2 separate regions of the Homo sapiens genome follow, and region 1 is linked to region 2. Evidence: chromatin loops called from intact Hi-C (ENCODE). Cell type or tissue: mammary epithelial cell. All regions are shown on one strand.

Evidence for each region. Hi-C counts contacts between places; a loop is a spot of excess contacts. Peaks named below come from ENCODE experiments on the same cell type or tissue, not always from the same donor. Only the 100,000 strongest peaks of a DNase experiment are listed, where the experiment ranks them.
Region 1: a loop joins it to region 2, with 1.8 times the contacts of the local background. A loop is called at or near these places in 1 of 110 quality-filtered maps.

Annotation. Positions count from the first base shown.
Region 1 is chr3:71,969,223-71,974,222 of GRCh38, reverse strand. No RefSeq gene overlaps it. Among named protein-coding and RNA genes, the nearest start is that of LINC00877, 130 kb to the left of the region's middle. RefSeq lists a silencer at 1-140. In mammary epithelial cell, a CTCF peak has its summit at 1,989; DNase peaks (open chromatin) are centred at 372 and 2,042; H3K27me3 peaks cover 533 bases.
Region 2 is chr3:72,122,138-72,127,137 of GRCh38, reverse strand. No RefSeq gene overlaps it. Among named protein-coding and RNA genes, the nearest start is that of LINC00877, 24 kb to the right of the region's middle. In mammary epithelial cell, no CTCF peak of the experiment used is centred here; a DNase peak (open chromatin) is centred at 2,967; H3K27ac peaks cover 348 bases.

The sequences.
Region 1 (5,000 bases), 150 kb after region 2:
AGTCCCAGCTTGGGGTTTCCCACTAGATTGTAGTCAAGATGTTGCCTGGCTGGAGCTGCAGTCATCCAAAGGCTCGACTGGGGCTAGTGGATCTGTTTCCAAGGTGATTCATTATATCAAACAGGGTTCTCTCAGACAAGCAGAACCAGTAGCAACGATATAGATCACAGAGTTGGGGGGATGGTTATAAGTCTCTTTCCAGGTATAAAGCTCTCCCTACATCTGATGCTAGACCTTGAAATCCACAGAGCAAGCAATCAGGAAGGAAAGGCCACAAGCAAATGGAAACCCCACCAGCACAAGCTAGAGCTCCACAAGGATAGACTGAAACTCATGTTCTTTGTGGTGAGGGCATCCTACAGAGGTTGGGCATTTGTTCCAGATCTGAACACACACACCTGGCCCAGCTCCTGCATCACATCAACAAGGTGAGTCAGCAGGTGAGTAACAATGTATTTGCAATACAAAATTGCTGTTGCCCCCAGTACCACTACCCCCTACTCCAAGTCACTGAGACTCTCCCTCATGGCCAACCCTAACTGGAAACATACAAATAAGGGGATTCTGTAGTTCAGCCTAGTTAAGCTGACACACTGCAAACCCATCACATCATGACACTCACTCCAGTGGCTCTTAAAGGCCTCAGTTCCTCCTCGGCTGTTGGCAAGAGGCCCAGTCCCTCACCACGTTGGCCCTCATTAGGGCTGCTTGACTGTCCTCATGACACGACAGTGACAGCTGGCTGCTCCCGGAGTGAATGGCCCAGAAAGAGAATGAGGAGAAGACGGCAATGCCTTTCATAGCCTAGTCTTGGAAGTCGCCTATTGTCACTTCTCCAGTATTCTATTCATTACAAGTGGGTCATTGAGTTCAGAACACATGCAAGGGGAGGACAATTAGGCTCCACCTTTTGAAGAGAGCAGGGTCAAAGATTTACGGGTGTATTTTAAAACCAGGAGACAGTATTTAAGCTATGGGGAAGGCAGCAATTTGAAGAGCCAGAGAAGAGTGTTTTGGGGCAGAGGTGACATCAGGAGACCCTGAAGAGTTTGATGTGTGTCTTTTGCTGTGTGTTTGTTTGCTGTCCTCTTAAGGTCAGCGTGGCTAGAGCCTCATGGGCCAGCCCCTGGGGAAAGCTGCCTAACGTGAGGCTGGGCCTCCTCAATTGTGAGGAGCAATTTGTGTTTTATTCCAAGTGCAACAAGACACCATCATGAGGTCACAAGAAGAGGGACACAGTCTGGTTTGCGTTTTTGAGGTATTGCTGTGGCTGCTTTATGGGGAGTGGATTGGAGGAGGATAGAGTAGATGCAGGGAGCCCAGAAGGGGCATCAAAACACCATGCCTCTTCTTGTTCAAGCTCTATTGTTTATTTGGTCAATTCTTGTAAGCTTTCTGAACCCCTTTCGTCAACTGTCAAATGAGGTGACTACTCCTTGCACACCTCCCTGAACCACTGCAGGACTCACAAAGAGAATGTATGTGGAGACACACTGCAAAATGCAAAATGTTCTGCAATGCAGCCGGAGAACTTTTGCCTGACTTGCTCTGGGTTAATACCACTTCCAGAGTTAGGTAGTTTAACTCCAAAAGAGCGCAATCATCAGGAGAAGCCTATTTTTAGCTTCAGTGTATCTATTAGTACAATTGCTACTCAACACTTCAACAGAGTTGATACCCACCTAAGTATTTAAATGACCAAGAACCATCACATCGCTGGGGGCAATGCTGTGAGATCACTGTAACATCCCAGCAATCATTCATGACAACTCATACCACCTGGCCATGTGGCATTGCCTGGCTTAAGTTAGTGTCCTGGAGGCAGAGCCTAAGATGGGGACTTTTGAGCAGGTGGTCTATGGAGGTGGCGCTTCAGGGTAACCTGCAGCAGAGTGAGGGAAGCAGGATCAGGCAGGAGAGCGAGCAGGCAGATGGTGGTTTCAGGAGGGAACTGGCCTGAGTATGATCCTCTGGGGAGCTCTGGAGCATGAAGCATGAATTGCAGAGGTTATCCTGCCCGGAGGCAAGAAGGCTTGGCTGGTATACAACATCCTCTTGGCATGATTGGAATAATCTCTTGTAGTTTAACACATCACCGCAAGAACTAATGACTTAAAACAACAGTCATCTTCTTGTACACAGATGTTCATAGCAGTATTATTCACAACAGCCGGAAGGTGAAAGCAATGCAGGTGTCCATTGCCAGGTGAAAGGATAATCAAAATGTGGTATATACATACTATGGAATATTATTTAGCCTTAAAAAGGAAGAAAATTCTGACATGCTACAACATGGATGAACTTGGAAGGCATTATGCTAAGTCAAGTAAGCCAGTCACAAGAAGGCAAATATGGTATGAGTCTACTTATATGAGCTGCGTAGAGTGGTCAAATTCATGGAGATGAAAAGTAGAATGATGCTTGACTGGAGGGAGGTGGGAATGGGGAGTTGTTTAATGGCTATGAAATCTCAGTTTTACAAGATGAAAAAGCTGATTGGTTATACAACAATGTGAATATATTAACACTATCTACTTGACTGTACACTTTAAAATGGTTACAATGATAAATTCCCCATTATGTGGGATTTTTTTATTTTGTTTTTGTTTTGGAGACAGGGTCTTGTTCTATCACCCAGGCTGGAGTGTAGTGGCAGAATCATGGCTCACTATAGCCTTGAACTCCTGAGCTGAAGTAATTCTCCTGTCTCAGCCTCCCAAGTAGCTGGGACTACAGGCACACACCACCACGCCTGGCTAATGTTTTTTTTTTGTTTTGTTTGTTTTGTTTTGTTTTTTTTTCTTGTAGAGACAGGGATCTCGCTATGTTGCTCAGGCAGGTCTCGAACTCCTGGGCTCAAGAGATCTGCCTACCTTGGCCTCCCAAAGTGCTAGGATTACAGATGTGAACCACTTTGCCCAGCCTTGTTATGTGTATTTTACCACAATTAAAATAAAAAGTAAAATTTTAAACAACAGTAATCATTTATTATCTGTCACTGTCTCTGTGGGTCACAAATTTGAGGGTGGCTCAGCTGGGCTGCGCCAGGCTGTTCTCACTCAGGGTCTTTCATGAGGGTACAGGCAGATGGCAGTTAGGGCTTAGCTGTCTTGAAAGTTTCTTCACACATGTGTCTTGTAGCTGGGCTGAGAAGACTCAAACAGCTGGGGCTCCTTAGGGGTCTCTATCTCTACCTCAGTGTGGTGGCTTCCCGGTCATTGAGCTTCTTACATCACGGCTCAGACTCCAAGGCACATGTCCTGAGGGACAGACAGAGACAGAGAGGCAGGCCGAAGCCGTATTGTTGCTTACAATCTAGTTTGGAAGGTACATTAGTCTCCTAGGACTGCTGTAACAAAGGACCACAAGTTGGGTGGTTTAAAACAACAGAAATTTGGTCTCTCACAGTGCTGGAGGCCAGAAGTCTGAAATCCAGGTGTTGGCAGAGCTGCACTCCCTCTCAAAGCTCCAGTGGAGAATCCTTCCTTGCTTCTTCCAGCTTCTGGTGTTGCCAGCAATCCTTGGCACTCTGTCTTGTAGAAGCATCCCTGCAATCTCTGCCTCCATCTTCATGTGACATTCCCGTGTGTGTGCATGCCTCTATGTGTAAAACAATAACTGTTTTAACAATAGTTGTGAAGATGGAGTGAGTTAATGCTTAGATGTGTCATAAATGTCCATTAAACATTAGCAACAGGCCAGACATGAAAGCTCAGACCTGTAACTTTGGGAGACAAAGACAGGTGGATCACTTGAGCCCAGGAGTTCAAGACCAGCCTGGACGACATGATGAAACCCTGTCTCCCTGTCTTTCTCCATATAAAGACAAATTTCCCCCTCCTTCTCCATATAAAAACATGAGTCGCTGGATTAAAGCCCACCTTAATCCAGTATGACCTCGTTAAAACTTGGTTACATCTGCAAAGACGTTTCCAAGTAAGATCACATCCATAGATATCAGGGGTTGAGACTTGAACATATCTTTTTAGAAGACACATTCAACCTACAACAGAAGGCATGCAGCCACTTCCACCTCATCCTCTTCCTTAGAATCCTGAAGTCTTTAATACTGGCCCACCTTCAAGGAGAGGGAATCTGCCTTTTGGTGAGAAGAATGTCAAAGAATTTGCAGGGAGTGTGTAACCTCCCAGGCATCTCAGGAGCTGTGTCTCCTGCCAGCCATGCCCAGCCTTCAGAGAGGGTGCAGGTGTGGGCTGTTAAACCAGCACTGCTGCAGCTGGGCAAGCTGGCCTGGTACCAGGCATTTGGGAGCAATGCTACAGGACACCTGCTACAGGAACGTAACAACCAGTCCTTTGCAGACCAGTGGATCAACTCATCCCCTTCCATGGCATGCTACAGCCAACTATTCTTCAATTATAAAAATGGCATCACCTCTTAAGTAGAAAAATATTTTTTAAAAATTTTTTTAATAATCACATTTTTTGATACTGTTTAGACAGCTAAATAATAATATTTGCCCAATGAGAATATTTACAACGGGTCAATACTGTTCCAACTATTAACAGATTTAATCCTGACAATTGTAGGAGGTTGGTTCCATTATCATCCCTATTTTACAGATGAGAAGACTGAAGCCCAAAGAGGGTTATGTAAATTACCCAAGTTCAGATGGTTGCTCAGTGGCAGAGCTGAAGTTTGAAACTCAGCATCTGGTTCCACAAATCTATGCTGTTAGTCTCACTACTATACTGCTGTTCTGAAATAGAATCCAGTAAGAAAAAAGCAAACCAAACTTGATCTTCTATTATATAATCATTCAGATTTATAATTGGATTTAAACATAGCCCCAAGAAATTAAGGACCAGCAGGTCTACAGCCGCTTTCCCAAGAGGACTGTTATACTGAGGTATAACCACTTCTTCCAGAAGCAAGAGCCTGGGATAAGCCAAACCCAAGGCTGCCTGGGCAAGGTATCATTGTCCTGGAAGAGCACATCTAATTGAGGCTCCAAATCCAGCATTAGCAAACCCTTCAGG
Region 2 (5,000 bases):
AGATACTAATCTGTTTGTATCATTATTTGGTGCTGGGGGGAAAAACAGTTTCTAAAAATATTTCAGTGATCTGCCGAGTTTTGCGGAAATGGAGGTTTGATGATCCATCACAGTGGCATGGCATAGTGCTTAAGATCAGAGTTTGCACTCAAACAGCTGGAGTAGGGATTCAGTAGGGATTCAGTTCCTCGTTTGTTATTTTCTAACTCTGTGATTGTAATTTCTTTAAGCTTTAGATTCATCTTCCATAAGTTGGACTAGTAACACTCATTTCACGGAATTCTCACGAGGAGTAAATGACACTGCGCTTGCAGGACTTACAGCAAATGTTTAATAAAGTTCATTGTTACTGACATTAGTGGGGTTGCAGCAGGAAGCAAATGACAGACTTAAATTGGGGAACTTGGGGAGATTTTAATAAAGAGACTATTTACTAAGTGTGAGAAGGGTATAGGGACACCAAGAGGGACAACTCCACCCAAATACTGGAAGACTGGGCATTTCCTACGACTTTAGCAAACTATTTTGAAATACCCACCAAGCTTCCCCAATTTTTAAAGTTTAGACTGAAGTGTTTGCTGATAACTGGAAATTCTGACTCTTGGTTCTCAGCATTTTGGAAATGGCAGGCCCTATATACTCAACTCTGAGCTGACATAGATATGATTCCCCTCAGGGTGTTCTACAGCTGAGATAACCCCTACTGGGCTGATACCAAAGGCAGACTCCCTACCAAGAGCGCCTACTGCAGTTTGCGCACATCTTTCTTGAAGGGGAATCTGGAAGGAACATCACCATCCTCTCCTCAATGACTTTATAAGGGAAGATAAGATTGTATACCCACTGTATTGATGGGGAAACTGAGATTTAAGGAGCTGAATGATCTTGCTCAAGATCATGCCACTACAAATCCACAAGCCAGTATCTGACCCAAAGCTTTCAGCTCACAAGTTTTCATATTCATAAATCTTAGGTTTTAGAAAGGAAATTTAGTGCATGTACCATATATGTCACTATACCTCTGTGTTAGTTTCTATTATTACTGTTAAAATTACCACAAACTTAATGACTTAATACAGATTTATTGTCTTACAGTTCTGAAGGTCAGAAGGTCTAAACTCAAGGAGAGCAGGGCTGTGTTCCTCCTGAAGGCCCTAGGGGAGGATCTGTTTCCTCGCCTTCTCCAGGTTCTAGAGGCTGCGTGTTTTCCCTGGCTCACACCTCTCCCTCCATCTTCAAAGCCAGGAGCGCAGCATCTTCAAACTTCCATTTCTCTAACCTCTGCCACTGTCATAGCGTCTCCTGTGCATCTGAACTTTGTGTGTTTCTGACTCTGCATCCCCTCCTAGAAGGACCTATGTGATTACACTGGGGAAGGTGTGATCACCCAGAGAAAGTAGGATCACCTCTGCATCTTCAAGGTCCTCCATTTAATCACATCTGCAAAGTTCCCATTGCCATGTAAGGTAACACATCCACAGGTTTTAGGGATTAGGACCCAAACATCTTTGGGGACCATTAGTCTGTCTACCATAACCCCAGAGGTATCTGGGACAGCACCCAATAATCAGAATCATTAATATTTCTATAGCAAAATGTCTGAATTGTTTGTGCTAAATAGTATACTTCAGAAGTCAGCAAACTACACCCTGTGGGCCAAATCCCACCTGTTTATGTAGATCAGGTTTTATGGGAACACAGCCATGCCCACTTCTTATGGCTGCTTCCCTGCTGCAAGGGTAGAGCTGAGTGCCAAAAATACTATCTGGCCCTTTACGGGAAAAAAAAATTGTCAACCTCTGGTATAAATGATCTTTCTAAATAATTCAGGTCAGTTTTGCCACCAAATGACTGTAAACCTACAGAAAATCTTTTGGTTTTCAAAGTTGTTGAATTTTGGAAGCACAAACAGTGGAACATGGGCCCCTAGTTAGTGACAGAGCAGAAGACTCAACCCCACATTACTGCAGAGCCCATGCTCTTCATCCAAACAAGCTACAGCCCCATGTCCTTAGTATTTAAGAGTGAAATGGACCCATTTTAGGATCACAGATACCCAAAAGCTTAGGGCCATATGTGGCCCTGGGCATCATTCGGTTCCCATGGATGAATAAGATAACAGTCTGCAGGCCAAGTCAGAACAGAGGCACATTCATCATGCAGCACTTTAGCAATAATGCACCTGAAAGATTTTAGCCAGGAGTGGACACTCTTTTTTACATTTTTACTTTTTCCTGGAGACAGGGTCTTGCTCTGTCACCCTGGCTGGAATGCAGTGGCACAATCATAGCTCACTGCAGCCTCAAACTCCTGGGCTCAAGCGATCCCCCAGACTTCAGCCTCCCAAGTAGCTGGGACTCGAGGCACATGAGACCACATCCTGCTAATATATATATATTTTTTTTACTTTTTTAAAGACAAGGTCTTGCTATGTTGTCCAGGCTGGTCTTGAACTGCTGGCCTCAAGCAAGCCTCCCACCTCAGTCTCCCAAGTAACTGGGACTACAGGTGCGACCTACCATACCCAGCAGTGGATACTCTTTTGGTTAGCCGCAATCACCCACATTCCCTGCCTCTTTATTGTCTCACCCAATCTCCTTCATGATAGATGTTTCCAGCCTGGTCCCTGAAGGCTTTTGAGATTTGAATGTTGAGACCTAATCTTCCTCTTCTATGCTATAGAGGGAGACAAAAAAAGTTCAACAGCAAAGCCTCTCATATAAGGTCACAGAAAATAAGTGGCCAAGTTGGGACCAGAACACAGGTCTCCTGTCCCCTCCACCAATCTCTTCTACTTCACTCTTAGGTACTTATTTTGGCTCGGGGCCACTGATGATTCATACCACCAGCTTTCACTGGCTGCTTCTGCCTGCCACGTCAGTCCCCTTCTCTGCTTGACTTTGTTTTCCCTGCAGGTCACCAGTAAATCACTTGCCTAAACAATCATCACCTTCAAATGTTCAGTGCTGGTCCCAGATGTCGTAATCTCTCTTGGCTTCGTTTGATGCTCTGGAAAGAAGTTTCCTTGGAGATCTTCCAAATCCAGGACTGGAAACTTGTTATCACATGAATTTAAGGCCACGTCAGATCTCGGCTTTCAAAATCATCACAGCTTACCTCTCCTCTAACACAACTGAACTGTGGCCTGCAGGCGAAGGTGCCCAAGTCTTGGCTGATCCCTTCTAGATGGAGTTCTGGGGTCTTGTTTTTGGAAGGAACAACTCTTGGCCTGGAGATGATGATCTACTGACATCATTCTCCCCGTGGTCATTCCTGCAGGAATTCCAGAAGAAAAGCAAAGCATCTACCTTAATTAGAATAGGTACAAAATATCTTCCAGCTGTTGGCCTTTCGTGAGGGTGATAAAGTTTCTTTTACTGAGTACTTTTCCTCTGGTTTAGGCTCAGTTAAACGTCATCCATAAGGTATCCACCATAGGGATGCAAATCACTTTTGAATTAGAATCCCTCACCATAGGTTCAGGGATAAGGGCCAAGAGTACTCAACTATGTTCCATGGCGTTTTCTTTTTGAGAGACATTGCGAAGAGTTAGATGTTTCTAGAAGTGAATGTCTGTTTTCTCTGCATTGGAATGTGGCTATTATCTTCATCACTGCTTAGTCCCTTCAACTAGTATATGGTCATTGATGTAGACTGAGAGTTGTACCTGGAAGAGGTCTTGTACAAGGAAGAAAAAGTTGATTCTCCCATAATTTCCATCAACGAACCTCCTCTAGCCATTCCAATGAACATACAACCTCAGTGGAAATAATGAACGTCTCTGCAGGAGCACTTCACTTCCACGCTATGACCACACCATCCCCTTTCTTCTGCCGTATTGTCCCCAAACACCTCTGGTTAGAAGTTTTGGAGGACCTTGACTGGAATTCAGACAATCTTATTGGAACTTTGAGAATTGTGTACTTGGATAATTAGCGTACAATCTCCACCATTCAACCTGATGTTTTGTTTTGTTGTTTTCCCTTGGATACATATATAGATATCTTTTCACAGGCTAAAGTTTTTTTTTTAAACAGGGTCTCACTTTGTCACCCAGGCTGGAGTGCAGTGGTGCAACCACAGCTCACTGCAGCCTCAACCTCCTGCGCTCGAGTAGTTCTCTCTCCTCAGCCTCCTGAGTAGCTGGGACTACAGGTTCACCACCGCACCCAGCTAATTTTATTTATTTATTTATTTTTGTAGAGAAGGGCTTTTGCCATGTTGCCCAGGCTGGTCTCAAACTCCTAAGCTCAAGCAATCCACCCACCTCCACCTCCCAAAATGCTGGGGTTACAGGCATGAGCCACCGCTCCCAGCCTGTGATAGGTTAAAGTTGAAACAGCCGAATCATGTCCTCTTGACCCTCAACTGATTGATCCAGGATAGCCACATTGATGAGCATTCCATTATATCAGGCTGCCATCTGGGTTAGCCCAGTTTCTGTGAGGACTTTGTAAATGATATGTAATTTGTTCATTCATTTAGTAAATGTGTTTGTATACCTACTATGTATGCTAGGTTCTGTGAGGAATATTCTATCATCTCTACTGCAACTAGTAGATGAAGCTGACATTGGATGGCTAGCTACCTACCAGGCACTGTTTTAAGCACCTTATATGTATTAGCTCATTTAATCATCACAAGAATACTATCAAGTAGGCACTACAATGTTGTTATCCTCATTTTACAGAAGAGAAAGCCGGATCAAGGAAAGGATAAGTACCTTGCCGAGGCCCACACGCTAGTGAGCATCAGCACTAAATAGGACCCTAAATAGTTTGGGCCCAATATCTGTGCTTTTAATCATCACACCAAACCAAGATTAGTAAGGAATGCTTTCTGCCCTCAAAGTTGTTACAGCAGGGCTGCAAACTCCACTGCTGACAGGGATCCGGCAGGAGTGAAACAGGCCATGCGGGAATTGTGGAGAAACGAAGAGCTGGCTTCCCTTCTGGGAGCTGGGCGTGGGGCACCCGCTTCGCAGACCTAGCCCACTGTAA